Linked DNA regions of Homo sapiens: region 2 is linked to region 1. The links are chromatin loops, found by intact Hi-C in ENCODE. Cell type or tissue: PC-3. All regions are shown on one strand. Each heading gives the region's core, and the rest is flanking DNA. Links, peaks and the distances in the headings are about the cores only.

The links. Peaks named below come from ENCODE experiments on the same cell type or tissue, not always from the same donor. Only the 100,000 strongest peaks of a DNase experiment are listed, where the experiment ranks them.
Region 2: a loop joins it to region 1, with 5 times the contacts of the local background. A loop is called at or near these places in 2 of 110 quality-filtered maps.

What each region holds. Positions count from the first base shown.
Region 1 is chr12:77,147,667-77,156,012 of GRCh38, reverse strand. LOC105369853 (a long non-coding RNA gene) reads right to left here. Exons shown (of 5, transcript XR_945118.2): 5 at 3,909-3,992. Among named protein-coding and RNA genes, the nearest start is that of E2F7, 86 kb to the right of the region's middle. In PC-3, for the core only: CTCF peaks have their summits at 3,032 and 3,232 (motif pointing left); a DNase peak (open chromatin) is centred at 4,812; H3K27ac peaks cover 361 bases.
Region 2 is chr12:77,296,910-77,305,255 of GRCh38, reverse strand. All of the region lies in intron 2 of LINC02464 (long intergenic non-protein coding RNA 2464), which reads left to right. Among named protein-coding and RNA genes, the nearest start is that of LINC02464, 16 kb to the left of the region's middle. In PC-3, for the core only: no CTCF peak of the experiment used is centred there; a DNase peak (open chromatin) is centred at 4,835; H3K4me3 peaks cover 777 bases; H3K27ac peaks cover 1,668 bases.

The DNA.
Region 1 (8,346 bases), core at 171-8,170:
CAAGTAAAATTATTAGACAATATACTATATTGTGTTACGTATGAAATTAAATATATACCTAACAGAAAGGAATCATCTCCTTTTTATTGGAGTGGTAGGTGGTAATCTCTGCAGCAAAAAGATTGTCTGGGAAAAAGTAACTAATATCTCAGCGAACTTGCTATGTGCCCATTCCCTGTGCTAAGGACTTTACATATTTTGACCTATGTCATCAATTTAATCCTGAATATGTGATAGAAGAACCTATATTACTCTAAGCAGAATTCTTTAATTTCTAATAGTTAGCTCACTTACAAAACAGGCTACAGTGTTATTTTAAGTATTCTTTGTTGTATAACACACTACTCCCAAAATTCAGGAGCTTAAAATAACAACAAACATGTATTATCTCTCATGGTTCTGTGTGTTGACTAGACATTTCGGCTTCTGTGCTGATGACTGGGGCAATGAGCTAGCTGGAAGGTCTACAGTGCTCTCACTTATATAGTAGGCACTACTGTTGGCTGCTGGTAGGGAGCTCAGTTGGATGTGTTGGCAAGAGGTCTTGGTTCTTCTACTCTATAGAGGCCATTGTACGTTGTTACTTAAATTCTCACAGCACAGCAATTTGGTTCCAAGAAAGAGCATTGTAATAGTGAGTATTTCAACAGTATTAACCCAACATGCAAACACTTACTGTGGTAAGCAGAATAAAATAAAATAAAGGCCCCCCCAAAGACATCTATGCTCTAAAACTTCCAAACTTATGAATATGTTACCTTAAATAGCAAAAGGCACTTTGCAATGTGATTAAGTTAAGGCGAGGCGGGGAGAGTGTCTGGGATTATCCAGGTGGACCCAATAATGCAATCAAAAAAATATTTTATAAGAGGGAGGTAGAAGTAAGACATTTGTCCACGTTATGCTGCTGATTTTGAAAATGAAAGTGGAAGAAAGGGCCACAAGCCAAGGAATACAGGCATTCTCTAGAGGCTAAACAAGACAATGAAATTCTCCCCTACAGCCTCCAGAAAGAATGCAGCCCTGCTGACACCTTGATTTTAGCCCAATGACACTTCTGATCTACAGAACTATAAATTAATGCTTTTATTTTGTTTTGAGCCAGTAAGTTTGTGTGATTTGTTAAAACAGAAATAGGAAACTAACACATTTGTAAAGTCTTGGTTTTTATCCCATTTGTTAATATTGTTAATATCCCATTTGTTAATACTGCATGGCTAAAGCCTAGAGTCATTGAACTGAATTCACAAAGCCATGGTTTATCATAATAGTCTACAGCAAAGTAATAATGCAATATAAGCATCATTTCCCTCAAAACATTTCCCATGTTTTAGTTTTCTACTGCTACTGTAACAAAATACCCAAATTTAGTGACTTAAAACAACACAAATTTATTATCACAGTTTCTGTAGGGTATCCATCTAACATGAGTACTAGCAGGCTGAAATCAAGATGTTGGCAGGGCTACATTCTTTACTGGGGGTACTGAGGGAAAATTTAATCCAAGCTAATTCATGTTGTTGGCTGAATTCAGTTCTGTGGGGATGTAAGACTGAGGTCCCTGTTTCCTTGCGGGCCCTCAATCAGTGGCCATCATTAGCTCTGGAGGCTTCTCTCCAGTCCTCACATGTGACCCCTTAGATCTCAAAATCAGAAAGAGTGCATCAAATACTTGTCACTCTCTGAATTCTCTGACCCTTCTTTCCACTACATCTTCCTCCATCTGGAGAACATTCTCTGCTTTTAAAAATTATGTGATTAAATTGAGTCCCCCCCGATAATCTCTCCATTTTAATACCACACCTTAATTACCTCTGCAAAGCTCTTTTTGCCATGTAATGTAACATATTCATAAGTTGCAGGGATTTGGTACAGACATCCTTGGGGAACATTATTCTTCCTTCCATAGTTCTCCAAAACCAGAATCTTCATGCCAATCAGAGGTTTAAAGTACAGCACCAATCTGCTCTGTACCCTGCGTATGAACAAACCCTCAAAGGCACAATTAGCACAGATAAACTCATCATCATTCTGCTGTTCACTGACTCCATCAGCATCTCCAGAAGACAATTTATTTGAGATGTTACTCCTCCAAAATTAGTCACAGTTGGCTATTTCATAACCAGCTCTGCTCTGTTGTTAAAGGGCAAGGCTTTTCAAAAGAGCAACAATGCTGTTTTTGCAATAAACACACAAATTGCCTTTCTTGACCATGAAGGACAACAACAGGAAGATTAATTGATTGAAAATGATCTCGTGACATCTTATGGTGGACAATGTGCCTGCAGTGACGAGTGCATCTTCACATCCCTCTTTACTCTCCAAAGATTTTGGACTTACTGTTCAACATTCAGAATCTCCTGGTATCTTCTTCATTGGAAAATGCAATGTAATTAGAGCATTTGGAGTGAATTGTGATTATCCTATGTTACAAACACGAGAAGTGTTTCTTATAGATACAGAGACTAACACAAATAGGTAAGTAGCAGCCGCAACTATATGTTTTTTAAAATCCAACTGCTTTGATTCATTCCAAAAAATTAATTTTTAAAATATTGTATTAGAGATTCAAGAACAAGTTTGAAAAAACAATACTGTAGCAACAAAGTTAAGGAATAATGTGATATTCAAAGTTAGTGAGGAGAATTTCATTTTTTAATTGATATATAATATTTGCACATATTTATAGGGTACCTGTGATATTTTGTTAAATGCACAGAATATGTATTGATCAAGTCAGGGTATTTAGAATGTCCATCACCTCAAGCATTTATCATTTCTATGTGTTGGGAACATTTCAAGTCCTCTCAGCTAGCTGTTTTGAAATATACAATACATTATTCTTCACTGTAGTTACCCTAGTCTATCCAAAATTAGAACTTTATCTAACTGCATGTTTGTGCCCATTAACCAACCTTTCTTGATCCCTTCTCCCTCCCCCATACACTGTTGCCAGTCTCTAGTAAGTATCATTCTACTTCCATAGTTATTCAACCAAGAGAGAAAATTATGTGAAGGAGCTGGTAGAAGGTAGGGTACTTTGCAATTGCTGAAGCCTTCTTGCCAGTGATGCATCTTTAAATTCTGTTCCTCCAGGGAAAATTTCAGGGTGCCCCCTCCTACCACCCCCAACAACAGATACAGCTTGGGAAAAACTAAAGCTGCCTGGGAAGATGTAAGTTTAGAAGCTTTTGTTCTAACTTTACACATTGAGGTGGAAGGGAGCCTCCTTCTGGTCAATCACATAGAAGCGAATTTTGTTTTTCACTGAAAGTTCTACTTTGCCTACTTTATTGCTGGACTTGCAACCAGCTTCTCTTACTAAAAAAAAAAAATTCTGCAGTAATCATGTAAGAACAAAGGGGGGAAAAATCACTCTAAACTACGACAGCAGAAATATGCCCAGACATATACATACTTCAAAGCAAAGGAAGTTCTGTACTGTTTCAATTACTAATCATTTAACACAACAAATTCCAAAGAAAACACAACCTACATATTGAATATATTCTTTAGTTATGGGAAGATTTAGGACAAACTCTGTAAGCTAAATAACTTGAAAGTGAACTTTTTGTATGACCTTTTCTTTAAAATATTTATTATTTTAATGTAGTCTACATGTAGACTCCTAATATTTATTTATAATAAATGTACTATAGGAGCATAAATCCTGATTTATTTATTTTAATTTACAAATACATCAATCTGATTAATGGAGTCATTTTTCTGTCCTGTCACATTAAATTACATCCATAGTCAAACACCTAAAGTAAATTATAGGCTTATTCAGGGAACATCCTGTCAAGAAACTATTTGGCACACTGTAAACAGCCAATAAATATTGAAAATAGTAAACATGTATTCTATCAAGGCATATATAGTGTAGATTTTCACATACTTGTAAATTCTTCAGTTGAAACGTTAACAGTCCAGTTTGTCCCTCATCCAATACACTTGAGAGTTTCTTCTCCTTCCATTAATTGAAATGCATTCTGGAGAGAGAAGCTGATTAATATTAATCAAGCTTACTATGAAAGCAAAGCCATGCTATTGCCATATGATAATTTTAGAATCAAGAATCAATGCATTCCTTGTTTCCTCAATTCATGCTGACATTTAATTTTTATCTATTTATTTTTATTTATTGATTGATTTTTTTAATTTTATTATTAATATACTTTAAGTTTTAGGGTACATGTGCACATTTAATTGCATGTCCTAATGTAGAAATATTCACTTGTCGAGAAGAATCGGGGAGAATGGGGCTGAAGTGCCTCCTTTACATATTCTGGGAAGGCTTCCTAAATGCTAATTCATACTGAATGGGAGGAAGAGGATTCCCCTCTACTAGGCACTGGGTCTATACAGTGGAGAAAAGAGGTACAGTTCCTGTCCTCAAGAAGTTTATAATCTATTAGAAAGAAGGTCAAAATCAGAATATACAGCAGAGAAAACAGGTATAGTTCCTGTCCTCAAGAAGTGTATAATCTATTAGAAAGATTAAAATCAGAAGTGCAAGGAAGTATTATAAATGCTGAGATAGAAAAAATGAAAAAAAAGAAAGAACTTGTCATTTCAAAGTTAGTTCTAAGGGTGAACGGCTGGGAAACGTTCTACTCTTGTGCTTGAGCACATCAGCTCCCTGCTGTAAAAGGCACCTGAAAGTCTTATCTTTCTGTGCGAGATGTAGGAAATGTTATGAAAAACTGAATGAAGGAAAAGGCCCCAGGCCAACTTGAGGCTGATTCATGATCAAAGCATTGTTTGCAGTAGGCTAGTCCCTAACCATCAGGTATAGACTCAAATGCCAGATAGCAAATGCCAGAATGTAGCTTCCTGCTGGGTGCCACCCATGGGCACACCTACATACACGGGATATGCTGCCTCACACTAGAGATATTTCTTTCACTTTGGTGTTCATTCAACAGCCTTAGAAATACTCAAGGGCTTAGAACCCTGACTCACCAGTACCACAGTCCCCTTTTCCCCACCCAGGTCTCCAAAGAGATATGTGTGTTCTGCGTAAATAGGATTCTTGGAGATATGTCCCAAAATCCCAAATTATCTGAGTTCAAGGAGCTAAAGAGCTCCCTTCTCACTATCATCTTCCTGCAGCCTCCCCAGCCCCCACTCAGCAATGGCCATTCCTAGGTGAGGATGGGATCTCTGGCAAGGATTATGTCTCCTATTTCTTTTTGGGGATCCTCCACAGTTCCTGCCATAACACCTTACAGGTTAGTTCATTAAATGATTGATAATGATGATGGTGGTAACAACAAATGCAAGAACTCCTCAAAAGTGACTAGAATGGTAGAATCCCAAGATTTTACCATGAGCCAAAAGTTCTGTGAAAAATCTGGTTGGATAGCACAATTAAAGACATTCTATGCATTTATATTCTCATTCTCTCTTCCCCCAGTATCTTAACAGAGTGTTGACTGACATCTGTGTTCTTTACTAGTGCACCCAGGAAGAAATGCAGAGGCTCCTGTTGGTGCTAAATAAGGCATCTTATTTGCTTAACACAAGTCACCATATGGAGCAGGTTCTACCTGAGTCCTGCCTGGGTGAAGTGAAATTATCATGAGACCTTATGTCCAATTTATTCTGAGCCCTGGCGTAGTAAGCAATGTCCCGAGGTGCTGCCACAGATGCTGGGCCTGTGTTAGTAGAACCAGGCATGGGGGCCCTAACCTGTGTCCAGTAAACAGAGGGAGGTCTTTGATCTCACTGGGAGGGTGCAGTTTTGTTGCTTGCACCCCATTCTGGACCCATAAAGCTTATATTTGTTACAAGAGCATTTATTTGGAAAATTAATAGACAAAGTGCTCATTTGCTTTAAGAAAAGCAAAGAACAAGCTCAACAATTTATGGGAAATTTTATTTGACTACTGGGTCACTGGTTTAATTTTGCATATGTTCTCATAAATGTAACCAGCAGGGTTTTATGCAAGAATCATCTTGTAAACTAAAAGTGCTGGCAGAGGAAAATCAGTTTGCAGCACCCAAGACATTAGGGAAATTGGCAACCATGGAAAACACCTGTAATGCTTTCCTCCCCAGCCTCACAGCCAACCACCAGAGGAAGAATACCCTTGCTCAAACACTCCTCTTGGGTGATTAGCTCTTCTGTCAACCAATTAACTTCTGAGTGAATTTCAATATTAAAGAGGAGAAGCTGAAAGTAACAATAGCACTTATCCCGGTGTTATTTTGTAATAAAAAAATATTATCTGGCCAGGCAGGGTGGCTCACTCCTGTAATCCTAGCACTTTGGGAGGCTGAGGCAGGTGGATCGCTTGAGGTCAGGAGTTCGAGACCAGCCTGCCCAACATGGTGAAACCCCGTCTCTACTAAAAATACAAAAATTAGCCAGGTGTCGTGGCACATACCTATAATCCCAGCTACTCAGGAGGCTGAGGCAGGAGAATTGCTTGAACCTGGGAGGTGAAGGTTGCATTGAGCCAAGATTGCACTACTGCACTCCAGCCTGGGTGACAGAGGGAGACTCCATCTCAAATACACACACACACACACACACACACACACACACACACACACACATATACAATCTGACTTAGTAATCAGGCTGTCACACCTTGTGTACTCCCAAACAATGGCAAATTAACGTAAAACATAATAAATAGAGAAATTCTCTGGTGTGTGTGTTGAGGGAGGGAGGATTGCATGCTTTGCATTTAAATGGCAAAGACTGACCTGAGAAAATGTGCTTATGGGAACTTTAGAGCCTTGTACATTTACCTCAGCGCTACTAGAGATCAGAAATCCACCAGTGCAGACGAACAATCCCCATGTGAAGTTGCTGCTGTGAGGATGCAAGTTGATGTTGTAATTAAATTCACTCTAGACAGACATTTTGCTTTCTGAGCAGCCCTACATACTGCTGTCCCTTAAAGTGGTTATTAAAGGGTTATGATAGGACTTAACGACGGTGGCTACTATTTGTGATTAGGACCTACCAGATCAAGACACTATGCTGGGCAAATGAACCCTAACCCCTTTCAGTACTGATACAATCTTGCAGCATATGTATTCTTATCCCTATTTTACAGATCAGGAAATGGAACCTCAGAGAAGTTAAAAAGCGGGAAAAAAATGATATGTGAACTTAGTCTAACTCCAAGTCAAGCTCATGATATGTGAACTTAGTCTAACTCCAAAGTCAAGCTCTTTCCACAATCATTTCAAGCTCTTTTCACATATATTTTCCCCTAGGGGGAAAAGGATCCCCAAATAGAAAGTTATAGTTTGCAGTTCTTTGTCATAGAAGTAGAGCCTCAGGGAGCTAGAACACTGCTGACCTGACCCAACTCAGGAGCCGAAACAGTAAACCTGTAAGGTTTGTCATTCATGTATTCCTCATTTCACCCTAAAGACAGATTGTGGTGTTTTCACCCTTGGTAGTAATGTGATTCTGTAACAATCTTCTGAATACCCATGAGAGGATTGAGGAGACCAAAGAGGAGTCATTCATTCATTCATTGGTCCTTTCACTTGTTCAGTCATTCATTTAATCCAAGCAATACAAGAATAATGGTTTCAAGCAGTGGTTGGCAATCTACTACTTTATTACAATCATAAATAAAGTTTCATAAACTTTATTAATGAAATCAGGTAGTGGGTCACATGTGGGTCAAATGTGACTCACCACTGGTTTTCATAAATAAAGTTTTACTGGAACACAACTTTGTGTTCATTTACATATTGTCTGTGACTGCTTTGCACACTACAAGAGCAAATGTGAGTTATAGCAATAGAGGCAGAATGCACCACACAGCTGAAAATATTTATGAATGGACCCTTTACAAAAAATGTTTGCTAATTTCTGATTATTCCATTCAAACACTGGCCCTGCCCATTGGGCTTGAACCTCTCTGAGCCTCGATTTCCTCTTATGTAAATCAGAGATGAAAATAATGATGTTACCTAATTGATTTGCTATGAGGATTAAATATTTTTATATGTAAAGTACCCAGGACAAAGTAAGCACTGAATATTGTTATTATTATTATTCATTCCTTCACCAGTATTGCCAGAGTGGTTGAAAAATAGGGCACAGGCTGCAATTAGTACTGTGTCCAGTCCCCTGCCTGCTGGGCTATTTGAGATGCCTGTTACATGGGCACATAGGCAGTAGGGAATCCATGTGTGGGCCAGGTGTATACACTTGGGAGTTAATCATGAGTGATATTTTAAAGCTACAAAGCTGGATGAAATCACTTAGAAAGTGATTGAGATGGAATTACTGGAGAAAATGTATGCAGAGAGTAGAAAAGGGCCAGACACAAATCCTGGAGTACCCCAAAATTTGAGGTGAAGTAGAGC
Region 2 (8,346 bases), core at 117-8,116, 150 kb before region 1:
GGATGAGGGCCACACACATTAGGGGGAACAATCTGCTTTAGTCAGTTTACCAACTCAAATGCTAACCTAATTCAGTAACATCCTCACAAACACACCCAGAATAATGTTTGACCAAATATCTGGGTACCCTATGACCCAGTCAAGTTGACACATAAAACTAACCATCCTAAGTGCTATTGCTACTCTAACACATATGTTGTTTATTTCAGTCAAGTGGTAATCTAATTAAAATAATTTTAATCAAATTATTTAATCTTTGAAATCTAATTTCAAAGAATTTCTTTCAAATGCCTAATTTATTATGAACTGACCTATAGTAAGTTAAGGACATGAATAATGTTGGTTGATTAGAGTACCTGCCTTTGAAAATAATTAAAATAATCCTTCTTATTTAAAGAAAGTAAATATTTATCTCAAAAACAGTTTTAGAAGTTAACATAGTTCTAATGTAGGCATATATTGCATGTCTTTATGAAAGTTGTATTATGAACTGATATTAGAAATATAAAATTAAGTCATACAAGACATACATTTTATAGTAGAAGGATTATCATAAAATGTATATAAAAATTAATCTACTTCTCTACTGTAAAACTTAGGGCCTCTAATATCATAATTATTAGCATTTCTGTATGCTGATATGTAGAGGTATATATCCTTCCATGCATTACAAGAGGTAAATATATTCATTGAATTTAAATTGTCATATAATACTATTAAGATATATCATTTTGAGTATTGTTAAGTAAGAAATAATAATACCAAATATGACATGATGTTTTATTAGTCATTTATAATTTTTTAAATACTGACAGTGCTGCAAACTTATAGGTAGAGTTTCGTTGTGTATCAGCCACATGCATATATAAAAAGGCAAAGGTAATTGATTACAGTATTAACAAAATTTCACATTTAGAATCTGACTCTCTGAATAACTTTTCAAACTAAGATTCGCTATCATTTTTTATACAATATTTTTTGGTGTCATCAAGAGCACTGCTGACACAATATTTAAGAGTGTTTTACTATGGTCCCTATAATATCATCTCAAGCTACTTGTATCTATTATGGAAGTTTTGATATTGGCACTTTCTTGACTAGAAGATGTCAAAGAAGTTTCCAGAGATCAGGCAAGGACTCAAATGGTCTGTAAAGTGACTGAAGCATCCAGAAGTTTTCATTATTCCAAGAATAATAACTATGTTCACTGATATGTAGACAAGTACAGCTATGTCACACCTGCTGCTTATAGACACACTCACACGCACACACATACACACACACACCATTTTAGAATCAGTGGATACAATGTCTTCTCCATACTTGTTTCACCAAAAAAGAACCCCTCACTTTTTAAAGAACTGTCTCAATGGACTAGTATTGAATGAATCTTATTTTTGGTAAATTGTCTCTTTGATGCAGCAGTCCCCAACCTTTTTGGTACCAGGGACCAGTTTCATGGAAGACTATTTTCCCACGGACATGTGGGGCATGGTGGCAGAGGGGCTGTTTTGGGGTGAAACTGTTTCACTTCAGATCATCAGGCATTAGATTCTCATAAGCGGTATGCAAACTAGATCCCTCACATGCATAGTTCACAATAGGATTCATGCTCCTGTGAGGAGCTAATGCCACAACTCATCTGACAGGAGGCAGAGCTCAGGTGGTAATGTGAGTGATGGGGAGCGACTGGAAATACAGATGAAGCTTCACTCTCTCTCTCACTTGCTGCTCACCTGCTGTGCGGCCCAGTTCCTAACAGACCACAAACCAGTACCAGTCTGTGGCCTGAGGGTTGGGAACCCCTGCTTTAATGTATTCCTTCTTTGCCACTAATCAATAATCAATATATGCCATTACATTTTGGCATAAATTGATTTAAAAGATTTGTTTTTCTCTTAGTATACAACCCTTCTGAATTACACATCATGTTTATTTCTTCTCGCCTCTGCCCTTCCTACAGCATTTAGAACACCATTTTCTATACTTTAGGTGTTCAATAAAAATTCTTAGATGAAGGCCTGGGATTGAGCATCATAGGAATTTTCCCAGCCTGCTTCTGAAACAAGTTTAATTCTCACATTCTGTATTATAACTAAAATTTTCTTCCTAGAAATGCCTATCAAAGAATTTTTGCCTTTGAGTTTCAAATAAATATTCACTTTTCATGACATACTCCAGTGATCATTACTAAAACCCTATTTCAACGTGCTGGTGTTTGCAGACGCCTCGTAGTGGAACAAGCAGAACATCTGAGTTCTAATCATAGCCCTGCCATTTGCTGTCTAAGCACATTTGCTGCTCTGGGCTTCAGTTTGCCCCTAAGTCAAATGAAGACAGCACTTGTCAACTAGCTTCATGGGGTTGTTTTAATAACCATTAGGAAAAAAAATACCAAAATCACTGTAAAGGCTACATAGTGCTAGCCCTGCTTTTACCGTGCGTATTACTTTAAAATTTCAACTCTCCATTTGGCTTCGATTTTGTTATTTATCTGACATAAACTATAAGCTCCCCAGAGAAACTTTATGAGTACCTCCAGAGTATCCTTGCCACTGAAAAACATCATTAAACAATAATACTCATGAAATTTCTGAGAACTATTCTATGGGAGATAATAACCATAAAAGTATAAAAGTGGCTCCCCTGTGGCTCAGTGAACTTCGCTATTGTGGACTTCCTACGATATTAACTAAAAATCAAAGATTTGCTTTTGTTTGCATTAAAGACATAGGAATAGTAATAATGAAATCATGTTGTTACTATTAAAGGATTCTTAAAGTATAAAATTCCTTGACCGACTTTATCTTTTTGAAACTTTAAAAAGGCCTGGCAGGTATCAACGTGTTTTACAGATGAGAAAACTAAAGCTTCAAAAGGTTTACTTCCCAGGATAAATTGTCTTGCTCACAAATTCATGGCAGAGCTAAGGTTTTAATCACACAGTGCTATAGGCTTTCTCGTGCACAAGGATTTCTCAACCTCAGCACTATTGACTTTATAGACTGGATAATTCTTTGTTTTAGGGGAACTTCCCTATGCATTGTGGGATGTTTAGAGCATCCCTGGCTTTAGCCACCAGATGCTAGTAGCACATCCCCCTATATTGTGACAAGAAAAATGCCTCTAGATATTGCCAAATGTCTCTTGGGGGACAAAATTGCCCCCAGCTGAGAATCTGTCATAAATCACACCACTTTTTCTTTTCTTTTCTTTTCTTTTTTTTTTTTTTTTTGAGACAGGGTCTCATTCCTGTTGCCCAGGCTGGAGTGCAGTGGTGCAATCATGGCTCACTGCAGCTCAACTTCCTGGGCTCAAGTGATCCTCCCACCTCAGCCTCCTGAGTAGCTGGGACTACAGGTGCATGCCACCATGCCCAGCTAATTTTTGTATTTTTTATGAAGACAGGGTTTTGCCATGTTACCCAGACTGGTCGTGAACTCTTGGTCTCAAGCATTCCTCCCACCTCGGCCTCCCAAAGTGCTGGGATTACAGGCGTGAGCCACTGCGCCCGGCTCACCCCCGCCCCCTTATATACTATATATACTAGTACCTATATAACTTTTCATAAATAACTTTCCTGTGCTTGATCATATGATTTAAGGTCAGATAGCAATGAGTACTTCGAATCAAAGTGTATTAGTTTTCTGTAGCTGCTGTAACAAATTACCACAAACTTGGTGGCTTAAAACAAGAGATGTTTTTTTCTTCACAGTTTTGGAGGACAGAGTGAAATCAAGGTGTCAGCAGGGCCACATTCCCTCCAAAAGCTCCAGAGGGGAATCCTTCCTTGCCTCTCCCAGCTTCTGGTGACTCCAGGGTTTCCTTGGCTTGTGGCTGGATAACTCGAATCTCTGCCTCCATTTTCACATGGACTTCTCTTCTGTGTCCCTGCCTCTTCTGTCTCTTATAAGGATACTTGTCATTGAGTGTAGGACCCACCAAAGAATCCAGCATGATCTCATCTTACAAAGAAAGTCTCATCACAGTTTCTAGGTGGTCCAGTTAGAGGTGTTTTTTGGGGAGCCACCATTCAACTCACTACATAGATCATACTGTTTTTCCTAAGAAGTCAAAACACTTTCTGGATAATCTATCATCACATTAAGTTCATAAATGTTCTAGAAAATAGGAGGATACAAGTCAGAATATGAGACACAGAGATTAAGGGCAAATTTGCTAAAGTCAGTGAGTTACAGATTTACTAAAATAACCTTTGAGTCTATGTTCAGGACCTTCCTCCACTGGGTCTGTTGCAGAATGGTGAAAAGAACCACCTGACTTGCCTCCTGCTGTATGAACCATAAAATTTACAGGGAATTCTGGTGGGAAATTGAAAAGCAAAAGAGAACATAGCTGGATTTTCAAATCCTTATGTTGATTTTTTTAAAACTCAGCTGTAGGCTTCTAATATCAACAAGATTTTCTGACACCCCGTGAAAGAAAACAAACATAGAACTCCATAAAGCCATATAATAAAGTTCCTTCTCAATGTGTAAGTGTCCTTTAAAATTCCTCCCTGTATGTGTTGCATGTTAATTTTTTAAAAATCTGTGGTTATAGAGCCATGAACAAAAATATAGAGCATTAGCTTTCATAGTGCACAATATTAATCACACTTTCATATACCAAGACTGATTCTGCAAAAACACCATGAGATAATGCTCACTTAACAGAGCTTGGTCACAGAGTAATGGTCTGCTGATTTCCCCTAAAATATTACATTTGATTTTTTGATACCTCTGCATTTTCATTCTAAGCGATGTTGACATTTTAACCAGAATATCCAGTAAGTTATGAATCACCAGCTGACACCAAATGACTCACTTATAGAATTACAACCATGATGTGTATAAAAAGCCTTTTTAAATATATCATAACTGAACAATCTCCTTCTTGATTTCTCTTGCAGTAGTCATACTCTGCCTTCCAAAGGCTCACATGAAGATGGCCAGTCACTTGCTTATTTTTCTTATATTCATTTACAACCGTAAGCTGTATTCTCCAAATTATATCCTTATTATATCTTTTGTCACATGTCCTAGATTTTATCTGAACATTTTTTATTTATTAAAAGGTAACATAGTCACATGGTTTGAAATTTGTTTAAACAGCATGTAGGGGCATAGGATGCAAACAGTAAGTTTCCTACCAAGCCCAAGTCTCTGTCCCAGTCCTGGGAAGCAATCTGTGTTAATAGCTTTAAGCGGATCTTTTCGGAAATATTTTATGTATACTGAAGTCTCCCTTTAAAGAAAGCCCTTTTCACCAAAGCACAAATCATTCTTACTTAATCATAAAGTTCTCACATTTTTGTATTAGACCACAGTCTCTGACAAGATTAACCCTAACCTATGCCAAATCTTCTGAGTAGATTTTACATTTTTTAGACCCAGTAGGCAACATCTCACTACATGGTAAAAGAAGCCTATTTTAAAAAATATATTGCTAATGAATAATATTCAGCAAATCTTGCCCTTAATGTCCTGTGTATCATAGTCAGCTCAATCAAACTTTGTAAATGCCTTTTTAGTTTTATTCTCAGAGCAAAATAATGTATCTTCTTAAAATCAGATTCCAAATGACAAATCTCTTCCTTCAAAGATAAAATATTCGCAGCATTCTCTATGATATATTTTGAGAGATCACTCAACTCTTACCATTACTTTGATTTTTAAGGGTAAGGTTGTTAATGATCTTACCTATTAAAGAAAAAAATCTAAAGATATTCGTAGGTCAGATTCAGATTTATACTAGATCATAATAAAGCTGCACATTACAACTTTAGGAACTAACACAGGGCCTGAAAGAAATTAGGCAAGATTCAAAGCAGTGAAGGTTTAGTTCTAATAGTATCATGATATGTAGTAGTATCACAAGTATTAATATTACGAATGGCACTAGAACTGTTCCTGGGCTACAGCTGCTTTGTGCTTTTTGCTATAGATTTATTATAAAAAGGAGCATGAGAAGGCCTAGCAAATGTTTTGTAATCTTGCCAAGGTGCCTGAATGCTATGGCTGCTGCACGCCCATGAGTGTCCAGCAAAGATGGACAAGAGGGTTGGGTGTGGTTAGAAAATGTGGCCTGATTCTGATTCCCTCCCTCCACCCACACACGCACATTGCACACACATGTTTTCAGTCAGATCCTTCAAGAAGCAAATACCAAAACAGAATGATACATGTAAGACATGCACCAGGGATCTACCTGCAAGAGAAAAGGGGCAGAAGCTGGGAGGACAGTCAGATCTTGATGCAGGTCTGACCACAAGTGAAGGAGAGAGAGAGAAAGATTGGATGGATGTATCTTAGTGTCTAGTACATTCTAAGAACGTTTGGTGAGGCTGTGGGGATAGAGATAGTGGAAGGCGAGAAGTCCTCAAGCCAAAGTTGCCTCTCAAAGGAAGCCCTCATCTCTAATTGGACAGGTCTGCCTCAGTAACCCAGCTGCGCCCAGTCATTGGCAGGCGCATGCTGTGGGAAATGTGGCCTCAGCACAAACTGGGTGATGAATTTCAGAGTCCAGCAATTGGAGTCCTTAGTCAATGATGCTCCCTGCAATTGGCAATATGAGAAGCTCATTCTCCTGGCGAACACACACACTTCTCAGATGAGACCCACTACTGCAAATATGTCTTAGGCTGATCTCTAGATCCATATATGTATATATTGAAAATATTTGTTTTTAGAGTTTCAGCATAATTCTCCAATTCTCAGGTTGCTGTAAACAGATTTCTCTTTGTCAAGACAGCAATTGATTAAGCTAATTCACGCAAAAGACGAGAATGATTTCTATGCTTCCTGCTTATTCTTCCAGAAGCTTTAACTTGCCAAGCTGAATGGGTCTTTCATTGGTGGACGTATTTTTATTGAAGTAAACTTGAAATACAAGAAAATGCACAAATCTTAAGTATAAAATTTGATGATATGATATCCATTCATACAACCACCCCAAAAAGCTCCCTCATGCCTGCTTCCAGTCCATTCTAAACTTCCCAGAAACAACCACTATTCTGATTTCTATCAGCAGAAATCAGTTTTTCCTGTTGTGGAAGTTCATATAGATGGCATCATACAGTACTTTTTTGTGTCTATTTTTCCCACTTAATACCGTATGTCTGAGATTCATCTATGTTGTTTCAAATGCAGTCAGTATTTTACTTTTTACTGTCTAATAGTATACCATTGTATGGATATACCATTTGTTTATCCATTCTATCCTGTTGATAGGCAGGTGAATTTGGGTTGTTTCCAGTTTAAGGATATTGTGAATAAAGCTCCTCTGAACATTCATGTGAAGTTTTTGTGTGAACATACTTTTATTTGCGGGGGGATCAATCTGGATCATAAGGGAGTGTGTATTTATTTCATAGGAGAAGAATTTCCCAATGTTTGTGTAATTTTATACTCCATAGCTGGTGGAAATTTAAGAAGTATCAGATGATATTTTAGGCCTTCTCTCAAATCGACCCCAGCTAAATAAAAGAGAGTTACTGGCAGGGCTAAGAGAAATAATTCACGTATCTATCTCTTCTAGCCAAAGCATGCAGATGCTCCAATACCCCATTTTATGATAGCAAACAGATTTCAGGAAATACTAAATATTGCCCAAAGTCAAACAGCTGATAAGTGCAACCAGAATTCAAACCCAGCTCCATTCCCTCTACAGCAAAACCAATGGTCTTCTTCCTAAAGAAACTTCCAAAGCACTGAAGTAACCCCAGCTCTAACCATTGGCAAGAGACAAGAGGCAAAAAACGGGAGAGATTCACAACACAGTGGCAATCTCTTCTCTATTCACTGTGGAAGAGGAGGGTGAAAGACCACCAGCTTTTCCCTAGAGATCTTTCCCAAGTATATTTTTCAGCTCCACCCCTTGTTTCGGGGGGGAAAAAAAGACTTTGTTAAGCAGATGCTTCTTAGTTACCTATCTGGGATACCCAAAAGGAGCTTTATGTCAACCTCATTTTTTTTTTCCCACCTCCTCAGTTTGACCCTAGGAGATTGTTATTGTTACTATTACTGTTACTGCCAATTAAAAGACAAGGAAACAGAATCTCTCTGTTTCCCTTATTTGTCTAGGATCACCCAGATTAGTGTGTCTTTCTCATCCCTTAGTTTTTGGCTTCTGGAAAAGAGAGACTATTACCTTCTTGCTTTAATACCCTCACTGCCAAGCATCCTGCAGACTAAAACCCAGGCAGACAGTCGATGGTGAATGACTGAATGAATGAATGAATGGGTGGGTGGATCCAAGCCAAGTCTTTTGGCTTCAGGATCACAGGTCTTTTCATTAGGCAGTATATACTAAAACCTTATTTTCCTCATTTTTAAAACCAGAAGA